Linked DNA regions of Homo sapiens: region 1 is linked to region 2. The links are chromatin loops, found by intact Hi-C in ENCODE. Cell type or tissue: heart right ventricle. All regions are shown on one strand. Links, peaks and the distances in the headings refer to the core of each region. The heading gives the core; the rest is flanking DNA. Region 1 overlaps IKZF1 (IKAROS family zinc finger 1). Region 2 has its middle 22 kb from the start of IKZF1.

What was found. Hi-C counts contacts between places; a loop is a spot of excess contacts. Peaks named below come from ENCODE experiments on the same cell type or tissue, not always from the same donor. Only the 100,000 strongest peaks of a DNase experiment are listed, where the experiment ranks them.
Region 1: it touches region 2 in a loop (3-fold over the local background); 3 of 110 quality-filtered maps call a loop at or near these places.

What each region holds. Positions count from the first base shown.
Region 1 is chr7:50,338,427-50,346,426 of GRCh38, forward strand. All of the region lies in intron 3 of IKZF1 (IKAROS family zinc finger 1), which reads left to right. Among named protein-coding and RNA genes, the nearest start is that of IKZF1, 38 kb to the left of the region's middle. In heart right ventricle, for the core only: no CTCF peak of the experiment used is centred there; a DNase peak (open chromatin) is centred at 4,402; H3K27me3 peaks cover 1,948 bases.
Region 2 is chr7:50,276,260-50,289,610 of GRCh38, forward strand. No RefSeq gene overlaps it. Among named protein-coding and RNA genes, the nearest start is that of IKZF1, 22 kb to the right of the region's middle. RefSeq lists an enhancer at 5,728-6,017. In heart right ventricle, for the core only: no CTCF peak of the experiment used is centred there; a DNase peak (open chromatin) is centred at 7,121.

The DNA of each region.
Region 1 (8,000 bases), core at 1-8,000, 60 kb after region 2:
AGAATAGTTAGCTCTGTGTATAAAACAACCAACTGACATTTCGTTAACTTTCCTTCTACATGGGGTTTCAGAAAGAAATGGGGAAAAAAAGGCTGGGGGGTTGAGCTGTGGTTGCCAGTTGCCACCTGTCCCCCTATCTGGTTAGGGCATTTTCTGATTTGGGAAGTGTAAATATAACCCAGAAAAAACAGCTTCCCCTCCTTTTATGCAAAAGTAGAAAGGCTTAAACAGAGTACAGCCTTAACATTGCCCCGGAAAGTTTCCACAGAACCCGTTAGACTAAATGAAAGCTCTTGCTCTGGGGGAGTGGGCCATGCCAGGAAGCTGCCCTACCAAGCCCTCTCTTGCTGGCAAGGCAGGGCTGGGCCTGGGCTACTGTCTCCCACCAGATAAGCCCAGCTTTCTTCAAGGCCCTAACAGGAACCTACATTTCACAAATTACCGCAGACACGCTCACAATTTTAAACTCTTTGCCTGTTAGGATCAGTGAGATAACAGAAACTTATAGGGAACTCAGAAAGCATGCTCCGGTGAGCAGTGAGCCACCTAGAATCAGCCAACTGGTAATATGCGGAAAATCTGCCAGGTTGTTGGTAAACTTTTGGTAGCTTGAAGTCTACCGTGGTTGGGAGTATTTACACCACAGAAATCGGTGAACGCTGCAAATCAAGGCTTTTTCTTTTTGAGAGCTGGTTTATCTGTGCACCACTAGCTTAAATACACTTTTAATGTCCTGACAGCTGAAATTTGACAGTGAAATTTGAAAGGAGGAATTCTTTTGGGTAGGGTTGTGTGTGTGTGTGTGTGTGTGTGTGTGTGTGTGTGTGTGTGTTGTGGAGGAGGAGCTGGGAAAGGGTGAATCTATTGGGGAGGACTGTGGGGTACATATAATTTGTCCAACAGAAGAGTTGGTTCCAAATGACTCTTTGCTGTTGAAGTCACAAACTGGAAATGTTGGAGCAACTAGACTCTCCATATTCTAAACAAAACACATCTTTAGCATTTAGTTTGGTTGCTGGGGGAGTATGATTAGAAAAGGATTTGGCCAGGCATGGTGGCTTACGCCGTAATCCCAGCACTTTGGGAGGCCGAGGCAGGCAGATCATGAGGTCAGGAGTTTGAGACCAGCCTGGCCAATATGGTGAAACCCCATCTCTACTAAAATATGAAAAAAAAAATTAGCTGGGTGTGGTGGCGTGTGCCTGTAGTCCCAGCTACTGGGAAGGCTGAGGCAGAAGAATCGCTTGAATTCGGGAGGCGGGGGTTGCAGTGAGCCAAGATTGTGGCACTGTACTCCAGCCTGGGTGATAACTCCTTCTCAAAAAAAAAAAAAGAAAGAAAGAAAGAAAAGGATTCTGTGTCTTATTTATGAGCTATTATGCTATTGCTGTTATTTGGGGCTGAATGATTTTTATTTGGGGCTGAATTATTTTTAAATGTAAAGCAAGATGTCTAAATTACATTAATATGTTACTAAATTACTATGATTTTTCCAGAAAAATATTAGCCCATGCAATATTCTTTAATTCCTGTGATTAAGTTGGTCTTCTGCAAAGAAATTTCTGTTGACTTCCTTAGATTAAATGCAGCCCTGAGATAGGTGTGCAGGTCCAGGAAGTGGCCTGTGCAGTTCTCCCTGTGCCTGCAGGGGTGGCTTCTTGAGGATACTTTCGCAGTAAGGGCTTAGCAATATGCGCATGTCTAAGGAGTCTATCAGAAAACTACCTCCACTGTGGAAGGGCTGGGGATTGTATTTTTGTGCTTTGAAGCACCTGACACTTGCTGTAACTCCATTAACTGAAGAGCCGTTTGGTGCCCTAATTTCAGGAGTGAGTTCAGCTGCAGGGATCTCAGAGAGACAGGTCTAGGGTGTGTCTCCGCAAGGCCTGCTGCCAGGAGAGTACTTCCCCCACAGGGGATGTGGCTGCAGGCTGTCGATTTCCACTGAAATCACCAGGAGATGATTCTGGTGAAGCCCTGAACATCCGGTGTCACTCCTCACCAGGCTGGGTGTGATCGATGGAAGGCCTTCAGCATGGCCCCCTGCTGCATGGCAGAGCCCAGTGGCAGATGTGGCTGTTCTCTTTTTCAGAGTGAAGGACTGTTACCCTAGAAGTGAAATCCTGCTGAAATGAGAAAAGTGCTGTTATTATATTTCTACAGGCAGCTATATGATCATTTTTATTATGATTCTTGGAACCTGGCAGAATTTTGACTGCTTTTGCAATATCTCTGTGCTCTCCAGTTGAACTTGGTGGCAATAAAATTAAGAATCTGCCAGTGCCCCCCAAGCATTTCTACTCTGTCCATAATGTTTAGTGACAATTAACTATTACCAGGTGTAGCCACCCTTACTTAATCTTAGTGTTATGGTGCAAGTAATCCTTAGTGAAATTATTGTTCTGTAGAGAATGCTGTGATCTAAGTGAAGTGACTTTCATCCTGAGATGACAATGGAGTTGTTTTTGTCACTGTAAAGGCTGCATTTACTCGCAGTTTTAAAGCATTATTGCTACTTATATATGGTCTCAACACTGATTTTTATATTTGACTTTGTAGCTTTAAGTGTAAAAATTTCTGTTAAGGTTTTATATGTGTTAGTTAATTTTTCCCATTTCAATAACCATGTTTTATTATTGATGGAGTCTCCTAAAAATATACCCTTAAAATCTGCTTGCCCTGTGCCTGCACACATATTTTAAATGTTGGGTATGGAGTCTTTTTTTTTTTTTTTTTAGACAGAGTTTCACTCTGCAGCCCAGGCTGGAGTGCAGTGGTGTGATCTTGGCTCACTGCAGCCTCCACCTCTTGGGTTCAAGTGATTCTCCTGTCCCAGCCTCCCAAGCAGCTGGGATTACACGCCCGCCACCATGCCCAGCTGATTTTTTGCATTTTTAATAGAGATGGGGTTTCACCACGTTGACCAGGCTGGTCTCGAACTCCTGACTTCAGGTAATCCACCTGCCTCAGCCTCCCAAAGTGCTGGGATTACAGATGTGAGGCACCGTATCCAGGCTGTATGGAGTCTTTCTAATCAGGACATAGGCAGACAGTCCTAGCCCAGCTTTATGCCTTATGAGACGCAACAACGTTGAACAGTCATTGTTTGAGGGACAGAGGTTTTACAGATGGATGATAACTAGCATCTGTGGAACATTATTTGTGAAATATAGAAATCAGAAATTCCAGCGTAGCACTGTCCAAGGGGAACATAATTTGACCTGCATATTTGCTGGTCCATTTTTAGTAGTCACATTAAAAAAGAAAAATGACACAGGTGAAATTAATTTGAATATATTTTCTTAATTCAGTATGCTTAAATATTATTTAAGTATGTACTCAATATAAGCAATTGTTAATGAAATATTTTACTCTTTTTGAACTATGTGTTTGAAACCCCGGATGTATTTTTTTTTTATCTTCACCACACATTTCAATTTGGGTTGGTCACATTTCAAGTGCTCAGGAGTCACATGCAGCTAGGGGTTACCTATTGGACAGGCAGGCAGATCTTGAGAGCTCCAAAGAACTGTGTGTCATTATATTGTGGAAAAAAAAAAAACTTTTTAGATTAACCCTTGTTGAATGTTAGCCAAAGACTAGTCATTTATCAACTCTCTAAAAGTAGTTTTTAAATCAATTTGCTTTTCAAAACATTTTCTCAGTGTTGTCACAAATGTATGTGAACATCTGCTTTTTAAGTCTTTCATTTTTTGCCCACATTTGATGTAAAGAAAATCTAGGTCCAGTCCAATTTTAACATCAATTGGGTTTATTTTATGTAGCTGTGTTTTAAGTACAGGTCTTGTACTTGTAGGCATTTTGGTTAAGTACAAAGTAACGAGAATACAACAACATGTGAACATGTCAAACAAATCAGTTTTTCAAAGCTAAGTAGCTGAATTAAATGTAGAAAAACATGACATTTAATTTTTGTCTTCATCCCTTCATTGTATTCCCATGTACTCTATGGTAACTTTTTTAAGTTGGGAAGTCCTCTTTAAATTTTTGAAATGAGGTAGCTGCTTTATAGACATGAGGCAGGTTCCCAGAGAGCGCCCTTGAGGACAGGCTGTAAGTAAACTAAGCTGCAAAGACAGACACCATCACAACTATGGAATTGTTTTGCAAAAATTGTGGAGAGTGATGCCCCTTGATACTTCCTAAAAGATGCTTTTGCAACCTGATAAAGCAACCGAGGAGAGGTGGTGAAGGAAAGGCTTTTTTTTTTTTTTTTCAAAGAGAGAAAGAGAAGCAGCAAGCTGCCTGCCTGCAGCCTGAGAAAGCAGTTCCACCTTGGCACCCATGTCCTCATAGCCCAAGCGGGGCCACCCTGGCATGTGAATCTGCTCCGCAGTGTGCAGCCCAGACCCCAGCCTTCCTGTGAAAGGGACACCTCCTGCTGCTAACCGCTGCTCTTCCTGCAGTTCAGGAGACAGCGTGTGCTCCTGTGGCGGCTGCATTTCCTGAGTACACCATGATCCAAAAAGGCACAGATTCGTCATGGAAGCTTTGATTGGGCCGTTACTGTCTTTTGACCTTTCTTGTTTGCTTGCCCTTTTGTTTCTTTCCTCCTTTTTCCTTCCTTCCTGTCTTTCTTCTTCCTTCCTTCCTTTCTTCCTTTTTCTTTTTAATTTTCCTCCTTTCTCTTTCTCCTTTCTTTCCTTCCTTCTTTCCTCTTTTTTTCTTTCCTCCCTCCCTCCCTTTCTTTCTTCCTTCCTTTCTTTCTTCCCTCCTTCCCTCCCCACCCTCCCTCCCTTCCCCTCGTCTCCCTTCCCCTCGTCTCCCTTCCCCTCCCCTCCCTCCCTCCCTTCCTCCTTTTTCTTTCCCTTTCCTCCTTCCTTCCTTCCTCTCTTCTTTTCTCCATCCCTTTCTTCCTTTTAACATTTGATCATGGGTACCATTTCATCAAGATTCTGTTACTTAGGTCCAAGGACTAGTGACCAAATTGTTTTTCCCAGGAGTAAACTTTTCTACAAGACATAGAGAAATGACTGCCAGTGCCATCAGGCACACCATCCTGTGTGATAGGTAACCTAAAATAATGGTACAGCGGGGAGTAACTGGAAGAGTCACAACTACACAAATCTCTTGCATTTTCCTGATCATTAAATGAATTAGGGATTTCCTGGTTTGAGATTTGTGGACAAGGAGAACTACTTCTTTGTACAAGAGGCTTGTGCCAGGAGAAGACACGCTGTGGTTACAATGTTACTGTCTCTAGCTATGGTCATTTCATGTCTTTAACTGAGTGTACCTAGAGTGTAATACAGTGCAGCAGTGATGGGCTGAAGGCCTAATGCACCAGCACACATGCCTGGAAGACCTAACGTTGAGAATCCGCATTTTTTTCATCACTCACATTTATTTTGCATCTCCCTGTTTTGATTACCTTCAGAGACCCAAGCACTTGCTTTTGTATATTTGAGTCTGGGTTTTATTTTCCTTTTAGAAATAGTCCAAAATCCTTTTAGAGCCTAGACCTTTGAATAAAGTGCTAACTTAACCTGAGGAATGCTGTTTTTTTGTTCACAAATAAGGCTTAATTGTGAAGTCGTGAGAATTGCTTTCTGAGCTGACTTATAAATTTACCCACCTCTTTTTCCCCAAACCCCCAAAAAATCCTCCAGAAGGTGAGCCCAGCTTGTTGTAAAAGATTTTGAAGCAGAAGTCCTGGGTTTAAGCTTCAGTTCTCTGCCTTACCAGAATCGGGATGTGTGGGGCAGGCCTACCTCCTCTTTCTTCATCTGCAAAATACATTGAATGAAATCATATTTTTTCCTAAGTATATGACATGTAAAGTGGTATTTCAAAAACTCATTAATCTGCATGACCAGGTCAGAAAAGACACACCTTTTGCCTTGTGTCTAGTGTGTGACTGTCCTCACATGTAGATGACCCAGGCCACATCCGCTGATGTTGTCTTCCTTTACTTCTTTGTCCCTTCCAATGACTCCTTTATGAAGTCAATCAGCAGTGTTTCTAAGCCAGGTTCCTTCTCTTCACACATCCCCAACCCACAGGGCAAGTCATCCACATTTTGCCTCTCTATTTTTTGTGCTTTGGGAAACACATTTTACAACTTCCAAACTATTTGCCTAAGTTCATCTGAGCACATCTAGAATTATTCCACTCCTCTGCATCAGTGCTAAAAGTACAATCATGTATAAGCTGTTATACTCCCGTTATTTTGTACCTCATGTGCAGGTAGATTGCAAGTTCCTTGCAGGCAGGTACTACATCTACTTGAATTGCTTCACGATCACATAACACAATGCAGTGTTAAAAGTAGAAAAGTAATTGACATCTTGACTAACAGAAACACTAAATTCAGTGTATTGTGATGATACCTTTTTAAGAGATAGGCTATAGAAATAGAAAATCATCTTAGTTGGAATTGAAAGTCAAGAAGCAACATTTTAAGTAAGAGATGAAAATACTTAAAAGGGAAAGGAGCAGTGCTTACACAGATGAGGGGAAAAAATAAAATGTATCATCTAAAAATTTAAATCAAATATATTAGGTTGGTGCAAAAGTAACTGCGATTTTTGCCATTAAAAGTAATAGCAAAAACCACGGTTACTTTTGCACCAACCTAATAGATGGGAAAAATAAGAGGAATGAATATTTTAAGCTTTGCTATATAATTAAAATATTCTTAGAAGTCTGGAGTCTGTGAAGGTCACACCCTCTGGTCTTCTCCCAGCCCATAGGGTATAAATAATCTGAATTGACGGCATCCAGGGATCTCAGAAATTATTAGTACATCCCACAGTGAATTACCACCTTACTAAAATATTCATGGGTATATACTATGGATTTGTTTTATCCTATTTAGTCTTAAAAACTATAAAGAAATCTGCAGGCTTATTAACATATTACTCAGAATCATATTGTCTCCAAAGCACAAACTGAATCAGTTACAAGATATTGGACTAGAGATCATGGCAAATCAGAGGTACATAAGACCTAGTTCCGTTGTGGAGCTAAACAAACTGCAGAGACCTAAAGGGAAGCCTTGCACCACACTCTAGGTTTGGAGCTCAGGTTTTGAGTGGTGTCAGCACTCCAGAACACATGGGATCCCCGGGAGGTGGAAATTGAGCCGTCTTTGGAGAATCAGCTAATGAGACAGATGCATGTTAAATGTCTGTTGTGGCCCAGGCACTCTGCTAGGCAGAGGGGTGAACCAGAAGAATGAGATTCATGGGGCCAAAGAATTTGCCTTCTGGTGTAAGAAAAGATGGAGGCAGCTTGGCAGAAAGAAAAAAAAGGTAAAAGATAGAAATGAAATACAGAATAATCTATCTCCTCATCCCACAAGCAATTCTGCCTGGTTTGTGGCTCACGCCTGTAATCCCAGCACTTTGGGAGGCCGAGGCAGGAGGATCACTTGAGGTCAGGAGTTCGAGACTAGCCTGGACCACAAGGTGAAACCTCATCTCTACTAAAAATGCAAAAAAATTTAGGGCCGGGTGCAGTGGCAGTTCTGCCTGGTTTGAACATCTGGTTCAGTTAAAATACTTCATGAAAATATTTAGCTTGATGCACTGAAATCCATCACTGCTTTTGTGGGATGCACTGACTGCAGTCTGACTGTTCTCCTAGTGGAAAGGGGAGCAATAGCTTCTGTCTGCATGTGCATGAAACAGATGGAAATTTAGAAGAGATTCTAGTGCAGACAACTTCATCCCACCCCCGCTGCCCACAGAGCTAGCCATGTGCACGGTGTGTTTGAACAATGTTATGTTGCTGCTGTGCACAGAGATCCCCAGTCTCATAAAACATACTGGATGGAAGGCTGTCGAGAGATCATCAGGCCCCAGTGCATAAGTTCTTCCTAAGCATCCTTAACAGGTGATCACCTCGCCTATTGAGAACCCTCAGGAGGCAGCCCACTTACGGAAGCACTGATTGTTACAAAAGCCCTGAACTAAATCTGCTTGTCTCTAAAGCCAGCCCTGCAGATGTCTGCAGTGTAACTACTTTCTCTTCTCTCA
Region 2 (13,351 bases), core at 2,621-10,620:
GAAATAAAAAGAAATAATAACTTGTGAAAAAACTAGTAGTGATGTTGGGGAAAGGAGAATCTTACTTGTTTAATGTCACCTTGTAAGACTGAAATTTTTACAAAATGCAGTAGAAGATTCAAAATTTTCAGAATGTCTAAACAGAAAACTTTATTTTAGTATTTTCTGTCTAAAACTAAAAAAAAAAAAAGTTTTAGACAGGAAAAAAGTACATTGTTGCTGTCCAGATAGTGACAAATGGTGTCAAATGTTAATACCTAGCAGCTACTACCACTACATGTAAACCTGCTTTAATAGTCACTATGGAAGATTATGTAAGTAAAGTGATTGGGAGAAGAGAAAGAAAAAAAAGAGGAAGGGAAGGTGAGGCAAGAGATGATATGTTTTTCTAGTCTGATTTTACAATGGCTCAATTACTCTCTTTTACACTTCATTTACTCTGTGCTTCTAAATTTATACAGCTCACGAATGGGCCCCACCTCCCCTGGAATATTGCCCATCAGACTCCATATCTTAAAACACCACACCTCTGGCAGAGCTCCTGACCTTCTTTAGTGGTTGAGCTGATTGATCTCATTAATTGGCAAAAATCTATTTATTTCTTCTCTAATAAATACTTCCTATTAATTCGATTAATCTCTTTCCTAGAACATATGCTAAATTTAGAGAAGATTCTTCAACCGCAGAGGTACCATGATGCAGGAATATTTCTGTAATAGCAAATTCATTCTTTCCAGAACATTAGCCCAGAATTTTTAATAACCTTAGGAGCTATCAGATTTGCACACCACGACAATGGCTAAGTCTCCAACCCAATTTATCCTCTTACTCAGATACCCACTTTAACTAATTCTCGTGCTAGAAATGTATCCATTTTAAATTGGGAATTTAGAGGTCTCCTTGATAGAAAGCAGTAAAATAGTACGCTCTAATTTCAGGCATGTCTAATGGAAATCTTATTCCTAAACTGTTATTAAATTACTGGGATATTGTGCTTGTGGTTTATGTGACCCGTTACATATGGCAACATCTCTATTTAAATGTCATCTTGGGCCATCTTTTCAAAGACACATCAAAAAAATAACAAGAGCTATCGCTAATAAAGAAACTCATTTCTTAACAGTTCTCAATCAAATAAATTCTTTCCTTATTGGACGGTCAACAAATTAAACAATCAACAAATGTTCATTAAGCATCACAGGGGCAGGAGGGTCTATATATACTCCAATCAACTCACCCTGGCCCTCCTGGCAGAGATGGACTGAAAAAGAACTTTACACTTCCTCTTCCTTTCCCTTCTCATCCCTTTGTACATCCAATCCTTGGCTCCCGCATTATCTAATTATGTTCAATAACCATACAGAAAACGCAGCTCCTGAGTTTTGCAGGGAAAAAAGAAAACATACTAAATTTGCTTATAACAGAATTCCATGTAAGAGAAATTTGCATCTGGGCAGCGACTGGGTAGTAACAGAAGTTTTAGCAAAACTGAAGGACCCACTACTATGGGGGATTAAGGGGCACACAGAAAGTCTTTGGTGTTTTGGAACCAACCTGTATTCCAGAAGAAGAATCAGCCTCACAGAATGAATACTCACCCCTCTCCCATCTCACCCTCTGCCGTCTGATTCCCAACCTTTCCTTTTCTCTTGCACATTAGTTTAGCTGTCTCCTTTCTGGGCTAATCTTTGACCACACCAATGTCCTTGGCATCAAATCTTCACATGGGTTTCTTGTTTTGTTAAACAAAGACACTTTCTTTGTTTTATTTTTTTTAATTATTAAGATGCCTCAAAATTGTGTTGCATGAGAATAGCCAAAAATTGAGGAAGAAAACTCTTAAATTTACATCAATAGGGAAATAATTAAATAAAAAAGATGTATCCATTCAATGTAACACTATGCATTTTAAAAATAATGATATAGAATTGTATGTTTGAAGTTCAAAATTGTTCATGAGATTATAATTTTTTTTAACTACTGAGTAGACACAATAATATAAAATATACATAAAGTATAATGATTAGTCATGCAACAGTCATGAACTTAGCACTTGAGAAAATACTCATCATCCTTACTCTGAAGTCCTGGGGATGTCTCTAATCTTATTCTCTTCTGTACCTACTCAGAAAAAATCATTATCCTGAATCTTAGGTTTATTTCCTTATGTTCTTCAGAAAATTATTGTTATTTTCCAACATCTATTAAATAATATATGTCTTTGGATTTATAGGAATGGAAGTATAACTTTTATATTCTTTTGTGATTTGCTTTTTCCACTGAAGACTAAGTTCCTGACATTCATCTGTATTGATGTGTAGCGTAGAGTCAGCTCACTTCACCTGCTTTGTGGCCTCCCAATACAAGCATACATCACAATTTTTAAAAATATTCACTTCCCAGTGGACCTTCTGGTTTCTTAAATCTTTTGTTATTACAAAGGGTGCTACTAGAAATAATATTCTTAAATACTTCAATTTTTGCTAATTTGATAATATTCTAATACAGTTTTAATTTGCATTTCTCTAATTATGAATGAGATTAAGCATCTTTTTATGTGCTTGTAAGTCATTTATGTTTCTCCTAGACCCCTTCCTTACACCTTATACAAAAATTTACTCAAGATGGATTAAAGACTTAAATGTAAAGCCCAAAACCATAAAAACCCTAGAAGAAAACACAGGCAATACCATTCAGGACACAGGCATAGGCAAGACTTCATGACTAAAACACCAAAAGCAATTGCAACAAAAGCCAAAATTGACGAATGGAACCTAATCAAATCACAGAGCTTCTGCACAGCAAAATAAACTATCATTAGAAAGAACAGACAAACCAGAGAACAGGAGAAAATTTTTGCAAGCTACCCATCTGACAAAGGTCTAATATCCAGAATCTACAAGGAACTTAAACCAATTTACAAGAAAAAAAACAAACAACCCATCAAAAAGTGGGCAAAGGTTATGAACAGACACTTCTCAAAAGAAGACATTTATGTGGCCAACAAACATATGAAAAAAAGCTCATCATCACTGGTTATTAGAGAAATGCAAATCAAAACCACCATGAGATACCAACTCACGCCAGTTAGAATGGTGATTATTAAAAAGTCAGGAAACAACAGATGCTGGTGAGGCTGTGGAGAAATAAGAACGCTTTTACATTGTTGGTGGCAGTGTAAATTAGTTCAATCACTGTGGAAGATAGTGTGGTGATTCCTCAAGGATCTAGAACCAGAAATATCATTTGACCCAGCAATCCCATTACTGGGTGTATACCCAAAGGATTATAAATCATTCTACTGTAAAGACACATTCACATGTATGTTTATTGCAGCACTACTTACCATAGCAAAGACATGGAATCAACCTAGATGCCCATCAATGGTGGACTGGATAAAGAAAATGTGACCTATATACACCATGGAATACTATGCAGCCATTAAAAAGAATGAGTTCATGTCCTTTGCAGGGACATGGATGAAGCTGAAAGCCATCATTCTCAGCAAACTAACACAGAAGCAGAAAAACCAGACACCGCATGTTCTCACTCATAAGTGGGAGTTGAAAAATGAGAACACATGGACACAAGGAGGGGAACGTCACACACCAGAGCCGATTGGGGGTTAGGGGGCAGGGGGAGGGAGAGCATTAGGACAAATACCTAATGCATGTGGGGCTTAAAACCTAGATGATGGGTTGATGGGTGCAGCAAGCCACCCATGGCACATGTATACCTATGTAACAAACCTGCACGTTCTGCTCATGTATCCCAGAACTTAAAGTAAAATTTAAAAAAATTAAAATAAGTCATTTATGTTTCTTTTTTGTAAGTGTCTATTCAAGCCTTTTGTCCATTTTGCTATTATTTTTATTATCAATTTTAAAAATCTGAGTTGGAGGGTAGATTTTTTTCTAAAGCAAATGTTTGGTAGTTCACAATTTTATCTGTGATAATTTTATTTTAGAGAAATGGACTGAGAAAAGATTTAATTTTCATTTTTTTCCTGTGTGGATAACAAACTAGTCATACCACATAGGTATGAGTGTGTTTCTAGGCTCTCTTCTGTTCCATTGATCTGTTTAATTTCAATACCAGACCATTTTAATCACTGTTATTCATAATATTTCTTGTTGGCTGTTAAGGCATATGGCCCCACATTTTTTAGGATTTTCTTAGCTATCCTTAACTCTTGGAGCTCCTGACATACATATTAAAATTATCTTATCAAGCTCTTTAAGAAGAGGATGTTTGATTGGGATTGTATTGAATTTCTAAATCAATTTGAAAAAAATAACATCTTTAAAATATCAAGTTTTTTGATCTATGAACATGGTATATCTATTTAAGTGTATGATAGTACATTTACCTATATTTCCATCTAGACTTGTGTGTCCTTTTCTGTTTCTATATTATGAGGCGATTTCTTAGTTTAAAAGCTTGGAATAATTATATTTTTCTGATCAGGTTGTAATGATTCTCTTATTTTTTTCATAATATCCTTTACCTTAGAGTCTCTTTTGTTTAATAGGAATAAAGCTGCACCTGTTTTTATTTGTTTCTTTGTTGTTGGTTTTTTGTTTGTTTTTGTTTGTTATTTTGGTCTCTATTTGGCTATGATATATTTACCCACAGTTTCACTTTTAATCCTTCTGATAACTTGTATTATATGTCTATTGTAAAAGGTACATAGCTTGCTTTGTGTTTAAAATCCACTGCAAATCTAGTTCAATCTCAACTACAGAATTTGGCCTACTGAAATTTCTTTCAAGTAAGGACGTATTCTAATTTATTTCTTTTACTTTATGTTTTCTATTTGTACTGCTTTTTATTTTTTTACTCTCGCTTCCTTTTGGATTTAGGGGTTTTCTTCACTACCGGTTTGGAAGTTATCTACCTTATTCCTGTTTTTTAGTGGTCACCATAGAAGTGTTAACATGCATACTTAATATGAAAAGTTAATAAATATTTTTACCTCAATCCAAATCATGTTGAGACCTGAGAACATCTCCGCTTCAGACCTTTTCCTCCTAATCCTGACTTATATGCCTATTGCCACAGCTGCAACTCAACAAAGACTGGCCAGTGCCTTCGATTTCATCCAGATGGTAGTTTTCCTGAAGCTGAAATTCATTTCTATATTGGCACAGCCCCACCTCTCTCCTCCCAGGATCTCCCATCACCAGCTTTGGATGTAACTAGAAGGAGTTTATCCTCAGGCTTTGGTGAAATCAGAGAAAGTCAGAGGAGAAAACTGCTATACTTGACTACGTCTTTGCCAGGATGAAGATGACCAGGGAATATTCTTGTACCATATCTGCCCATCACTGAATCCAGTCCATGTGGGATTAGACTGTAGAAATTAAGAGTTGTGTCTATTACATATTCTATGTTTTTGGGCTCTATTTCTGGTTGTAAGAATATTCTAAGGTTCTTTTTAGAGAGGGGAACTTTGAGGCTCTAAGAGAGGAAGTGACTGAGGTCACCCAGGAGTCAGTTGGCAGAACCAGAAATAGACCCCAGGTCTCATTCTCAGTTCAGACAAGGCAGCATGTTCTGCTCTGATGTTGAGTGAAAAAGAAGAGAGAGGGAGAGAATTTTCAACAGACCATATCTGTGAAGTGGAAGCAAGAGAATTATTTTCCTTAGAACAGACCTTTCTTCTCCCCTTCCCCTCAAGCCTGTCTGAAACTCCTCTGCTAACTGGCTTGAGCACTTGGAATATTCCAGATGTAAGAAACGCAGACGGGCAAGAGCACCAGCCACCCTCCCACAGCTGCAGCCCAGATCTTGTGATTTCCGCCAGGCTCAAGCTTGGCCTCTTGGTTTCTCCTTGTCCCGTGTGCTGATTGTGGGAAAATTCTGCGTGGGACACGTCTTTTCTTCAGCACTCTGGGAGTTTGCCACTCCGGCCTCCCCCTCCCGAGGACAGCAGCAGACGTGCACATCTGCTTAGGGGCAGGGCTGGCAGTTCCCAGACTACTCCTGGAAGCTGCAGTAGAAGATACAGTTTACTCTGAGCTTCCGTCTTGTGCACCTCTGAAGTCCCCAAGGATAGGGCCTTCCAGAACAGAGAAAGCGTGGCATGCTCTGCTCCCAAATTCCTTGGGAGAAGAGGTTTCATTGTCCTTGGTTTCTTCGGCTTGTAAAACTTTTCTTTCCTTTTTCTTTTTCTTTTTTTTTTTTTTTTTTTTTTTTTTGAGACAGAGTCTCGCTCTATCGCCCAGACTGGAGTGTAGTGGCACGATCTCGGCTCACTGCAAGCTCCGCCTCCAGGGTTCACCCCATTCTCCTGCCTCAGCCTCCGAGTAGCTGGGACTAAAGGTGCCCGCCACCACGCCCGGCTAATTTTTTGTATTTTTACTAGAGACAAGGTTTCACCATGTTAGCCAGGATGGTTTCCATCTCCTGACCTCATGATCAGCCTGCCTCCTCGGCCTTCTAAAGTGCTGGGATTACTGGCATGAGCCACCGCGCCTGGCCAAAACTTTTATTCTCTGGTGAGGTTGTTTGAGGCTCTCCATGCAATCTCCCGAAAAAGAGACCGAGGCCCACACAGCATGAGAGGAGAGAAATGAGTACAAGCTAAACGCAGTCTCTTCTGATGGCCTCTCTTTCCCAGAAATAAGAGGTTATAGAGAAAACACAAATGGAATCTAAATCTGGTAAGATTTGCAGAACCTCAAGGTTTCGCTGGGTCAGGAACAGGGTAAAAATAGTCTCTGAGGATGAATCCTGGCCAGGAAAATAGAGACAAGTGAAGGACAGGGAAATACATTGTAAAATTTCACTTTTTCCAGCTTCCTATTTGGTTTCACTCTGAATTTTCTCTGAATCATTTATTTCTCACACCGCCTTCATAGCACTACAAGGAGCCAGCTACAGTACCAGAATCCAGGAGATGGAGGCATGAGGGCTTTTCAAATGTCCAGTGGTAAAAGGTATAGTAAAAATAGATCCCAGAAGTAGGCAACATACCCACAAAGCTGGCCAGACAAAGTCCTGGGATGCAGGAACCCAGCCACTCAGCACAAAAGACAGCCATGGAGCTCGCAGTGCAGACGCAAGGGCCCCGAGAAGAGGAACAGCCAAAGGTCACCTCGTTTTTGGAATGCTTCCAGCTATCCCAAACAAGCAAATGACGATCACATTTCTGAAAATCCTCACCACGGGGGCATTCCTGCTTCCCCTGACGGCTGGTTCCTTTCCACTGGCCAGTTGTTTCAGACACTTATGTCAATTTTCCTGGGGGCAAGCCTGTTCCATTTTCATCTAGTTCCTCATTCTCTCCAGAGGGCGTTATTATGTGCTAGGGTCATAGAGCCAAATAGATGGACTTGAAGATACCATTCCTCTGCCATTATGGTCATAATCGTCTTTTTATAAAGGACTGCCTAAAGAAATTCAGCCGTGAAGGTCAGCAATAGCAACAATAACTCACAGTTTAACCATTTGCACTTTGGATAATTAGTCAGGAGGAGAGTAACGGAGACCCATTCAGCTACCTAAAGTAAAAATTTGCGTTTGGTTTTATTTTCTATGTTTCTTTCCAGAATGAGGTGAGTCCCATGGTGTCCAGGGGCAGAGAGGCACCCGAGGCCTTTCAGAAGTTAGAAGGAGAAACAAGAAAGTCCCAGTGAGCTCAGCAGGAACCTCGGCCCCTCTCCTGCCTCCAGCAGGCCTTAACAGAGTCTTCTCTCTTCCTCTCTAGGGCCTCTCATTCCTATAACTCTGCAAAGGCATGTGCCTGTTGTGTTATACATATGAACACATATGAAAGCCCAAACCTCTGTTTCACAGCCTTCCTTGGCTATCAATCAGCATGTTAGGTGCCAATGCCAAATTCCTGGGGGTGAAAATCTAACTGACCCATTTGGAGTTAGGGGGCTGCCCCAGGTCCAATAAACAATGCCAAGAAGGTGGGGGGCTACAGGGTGAGATAGAGATACCTGCCCACTTTTTTAGTGAGACCTATGTAGACTTCCAAAACCTATCCATTACAGAGACTGGCTAAGAACTTTCACAGACTTAAAGTAGTTAATAAGCTTTGTCCGTCCTACCCTGTATAAGAAAATGGCAGCTCTAGAACCTTGGAGGAGAGATTACATGAGCACTTATATTCTTCCTTGGCACTCTTTACTTTGGCTAGGATTAAGCCTCAATGTGTGAGAAACTTTTGAGGGGGCCTGAGCCCTCCCTGGGTGTGGTCAATGGTAGCCCACATCCTGTCCGCTGAACAGATCAGTGTGTTAATGGGCCATGGGTTAGTTCACGCAGGGATCAGTTAGTAGTAGGTGGGTCCCCTGCACAGGTTTGTCCCCAGTACTAAACCCATTCCCACTATGCTGCTGGCCACAGGAAAGCATGAGCCAGTCAGTTTGGACAGCCAGCCTCCATCTGTCACTTGTCAGAAGGAAGTCACAAAGCCCAAGCACTCTGTATCATCTTTGTAAAGATGAAATAAAGAACTGAATTATTACTTGGAGGATAGAAGACAGGTAGAATACAAAGCCATAATGATGTCCACATTTCAATAATCTCTTAATTCACCAAATGATTTATAAAGAAGCCCCTGACTAGCATACATCTCCTCCTCTGCATAGCATTTATCACCCTGAGTGGAATTTGATCTCATTTCTGTCTTCCTCAGTAAATACTGGTGTTCTTGAATGAAAGCAGCATATTGTAGCCTCTTGTAGGCTTGGGGCCCAGCCCAGGATTTGGCATGTCGCTATAAACAGTTGACAGTGGATGGATGAAGAAATGATGAATGGAGGGAAACATTTAGGGATTAAAAGTCTGAAAGAAAACAGGAAGGGACTGAAAGGAAAGCGAAGGAAGGAGGGATGGAGGAAGGAAAGAAGGAAAGAAGGAAGGAAGGAGGGAGGAAGGAGGGGAGGGGAGGGAGGGAAGGAGGGTGTTCAGTAGCAAGTGTAACAATCCCAGTGAGCACAGGGGTCATGCATCCTGTGATATGGTGCCGCACACAAATGAGTGCAACCTCCTGGACCAAACCTCCTGGACCAACACGGACCTGGGACTGGGCTTCACTCAAGAAGCAAATGAGCTTGACCCAAGGCTAAAAGTTCTCAGTGTCATGGTCTTCAGGGAAATCCTTCTTTGCCTCCTCTTTGTGTGCCCTTTCCCTCCACTCAGGCAGCAGTGCTCTTCTGGCATCGCCCCAAATCAAAAGGGAAGTCACTCCCACTAGCCATTTGCTCTTATTGATGGATTACACTGCAGTGTGAATATGCTTCATCAACTTTAGCCCAGTGGTTCTTAACCATTTTTGGCAGGAGAAAAGAGAAGTTGGCTCGGTGCATCACAGACCTGCCCTGACATCTTGATAAAAGATATGGATCCTCTCCTCAGGGAAACGCACCCCCCACCACCCTTTAAATGCACCAACTCAGTTTCAGGGCTTCCCAACTTGAGATCTGTTATCAGGGTCTACTAGACTGTATTATTTGGCTCTTTTTTAGTTTTAAGCTTCTGATCTCTAATTGGGGAAGTCTGTTACTTAGAGGATTATCAAGCACCAATAACCAGATAGGGAGGAAGAAATTTCTCTGGTCAGAATCAGACTTCAAAGTGCACAAATGGAACCCTGTTAGACTTCTGGGTAACTGGGAAGCAGTAAGATAGCAGGGTGACATAGGAGCACTACTCCTGTCCTCTGGGATCTCACTGGCCCTTTGTGCCTCTCTTTCTCTCTCACACACACTGGCCACTGGATGGAAGTCCCAGAACATTAAAGCCCCTGGGAAGCCGCCCTCCATTAATGATTGGCATGTGTCAACCGGTTAGCAGCCTTGCTTCCTAATTTTCTAGAATTATCTACCTTTGGCCTTCCAGGACAAACTATCACATACATAATTTTTAATAGATCTTTTTTTTCTTTTTGAGATGGAGTCTTGCTCTGTCATCTAGGCTGGAGTGCAGTGGCACAATCTTGGCTCACTCCAATCTCCGCCTCCCAGGTTCAAGCGATTCTCCTGCTTCAGCCTCCCAAGTAGCTGGGCACATGCCACCATGCCAGCTATTTTTTGTATTTTTAGTAGAGATGGGATTTCACCATGTTGACCAGGCTGGTCTCTAACTCCTGACCTCATGATCTGCCTGCCTCGGCCTCCCAAAGTGCTGTAATTATAAGAGTGAGCCACTGCACCCAGCCTTCACAGATTTTTTTTGAGACAGGGTCTCACTCTGTTGCCCAGGCTGGAATGTAGTGGCATGATCACAGCTCGACCTTCTGCTGGGCTCAGTATTTGTGTTTTGTACAGATGGGGTTTTGCCATGTTGCCCAGGATGGTTGCAAACTTCTGAGTTCAAGTGATCTGCCTGCCTTAGCCTCCCAAAGTGCTGGGATTACAGGTATGAGTCACTGTGCCCAGCTGGCTTTATTTTTTAGAGCAGTTTTAGGTTTACAGCAAATTTGAGCAGAAGGCACACATTTGTTACAATTGATGAGCCTGCACTGACATGTCATTATCACCCAAAGTCCAAAGCTTGTATTAGGGTTCATGCTTGACGTTGTAAATTCTATCCATTACGACAAATATATAATGACATATATCCACCATTATTGTATCATACACATCGTTCCACTGCCCTAAAAATCCTCTGTGCTCTCCTAATTCATCCTTCCTTGCTGCCCCCCAACACCTGGCAACCACTGATCTCTGTGCTGTCTCCGTAATTTTGCCTTTTCCAGAATATCATAGAGTGGAAATCATAGAGTATGCAGCCTTTTCAGACCGTCTTTTTTAACTTAATAATATACCTTTAAGATTCCTTCATTTATTTTCATGGCTTGATAGATCATTTATTGTTAGCGCCAAGTAATACTCCATTGTCTGGATGTACCACGGTTTATTCACCTATTCACCTACTGAAAGACATCTGCTTGCCCCCAAGTTTGGACAATTAAAAATAAAGCTGCTAGAAATACTTACTACATGTTTTTGTGTGGACACCAGTTTTCAGTTCATTTGGGTAAATATCAAGTGAGTGATTACTGAACTGTGTTTGGTAAGAGTATGTTTCAGTTTGTAAGAAACTGTCAGCTGAATTCCACAGTGGCTGGACCATTTTGCATTCTCCCCAGCAATGAGTGAGACATCCTATTGCTCCACATTTCGTCAACCTTTGGTGTTGTCAGTACTTTGGATTTTCATCATTCTAGTAGGTGTGTAGTATTATTTCATTGTTTTAATTTACAACTTCTTAATGGCATATGATATTCAGTACCTTTCATGTGCTAATTTGTCACCTGCATATTTTCTTGGGTGAGGTATCTGTACTTCCATGCTGTTTATTCTACTGGTAATGAGGTTTCTTACAGCAAATGCTATAACCTTGTTTCTCATGAAATCGTTGTAACCCTTCCTTGTTGGCTTTTATTTTAGATCAATTTTCTCCAAAACTAAAATTTTGTCCTTATTTTACAAAATGAAAACCAAAATTAATTTAAATATTTGGTTTGTCACTAGCAATCCAGTTGATTACTTATCTTATAGCTTATGAATTGAAACCACCTTATCATTTTTAGAATCATCCAGAATCTCTTTTTAAAGTTGGTGACTATTTTTTTATTTCCTCTCTTCAATGAAGAAGTAATGGCTCAGCAAATAACATCTTCCAATTCCTTGGGTATAATAGAATGTAAGCCATTGGGCCAACTGCAATGAACAAACTCATCCTTCACAGATAATTTTTGGTCACTTTCTTTCCAATTCTAGTATACATTTCATTTCCCCACATGAAGGCTTTTAGGTTTTAGGTCACAATTTTTTTAAGAAAACAAAAACCATAAAATATCTGCACTTTCCTAATTTTACCCTAAAGCTCCATTTTCACTAAACAGATTAAGCACATGCATTTTTTTAACAACAACAAATCTGAAAACAGACATTTTAATTTGAAATATTTTGGGGAAAATATTTAAGGAAATAGTCGTAGATTATAAAACATACTGAGGTTACTCTTATCAAAACATTTGACTACTTCAAAATGCAGTTAAAATGACATTAAAATATGACACGGAAAGCACACTCAACAAAATAAAAAAAAAAGATAAACTGAACTTCATCAAAATTAAAACCTGTAGTGCATTGATGCCACTATCAAGAGAGTGAAAAGACAGCCCACAGAATTGGAGAAAGCTTTTGCAAACCACATATCTGATATGATTCTCTATACTAGAATGTATAAAGCCAAGTACATATTCAGAAGATATAAAATATCCAGAATATATTAAAGAACACTTACAACTCAACAACAAAATGACAATCCAATTTAAAAATGGGCAAAAGACTTGCCTATCATTTCTCCCAAGATATACAAGTGGCCAATAAGCACATTAAAAGATCCTCCATGACATTAGTTATTAGGAAAATGCAAATTAAAACCACTTTACAGTCACTAGAATGGTTATAATTCAAAAAAAAAAAGAAAATAATGGGTGTTGGTAAGGATGTGGAGAAATCAGAATATTCATATATTGCTGGAAGGAATTAAAATGAATTACAATGTGGTCCTGCAATTCCACTCCTAGGTATATACCCAAAAGAATTCAAAACAGGTGTTTGAGCAAAAACTTGTACATGAATGTTTATAACAGCTCTGTTCACAGTAGCCAAAAGGTAGAACCAACCTAAATATTCATCAACAGACGAATGGGTAAACCAAATGTGATATATTCATATAGCGGAAATTGCTCCACTATAAAACAGAATGGAATACTGATACATGCTACAATATAGGTTAATTTCAAAAACTTATACTAAATAAAGGAAGCCACAGACAAAAGGCCAAAAAGTATATGCCCCCATTTGTATAAAATATCCAGAACAGGCAAATTAATAGAGACAGAAAACAGACTAGTTGCTGCCAGGGGCTGAGGGCAGCAGAAAATGGGAGTGACTGCTTAATGGGCATTGGAATGAACAAGTTCTGGAAATAGTGGTGATGGTTGCACAACATTGTGAATGTACTTAATGCCACTGAATTGTATACTTTAAAAAGGTTATGACGGTAAGCTTTATGTTATGTGTATTTTACCACAATAAAAGAGACAATAAATGCTTCAAAGGCATGATTTAAATTAGTTTTACTAGTTCATTTTATTTCAGAAATCGGTGTTTACATTGTCTAAAGGTAGAATTAATCCATGTTTTAAGCTTTTGTTCTATACGGGGCAGAGAGAATGTTGTAATGTTTCTCACCTTCACCCTGTGTTCTTGGAGAGTATTTAATTTGGCTTATTGGCTGCAAATGTACATTATTTTTCTTTTTCAACTTAATTTGACCTCCACAGTTATGTGTTATAGCTTGGGGTTCAAGATATAGG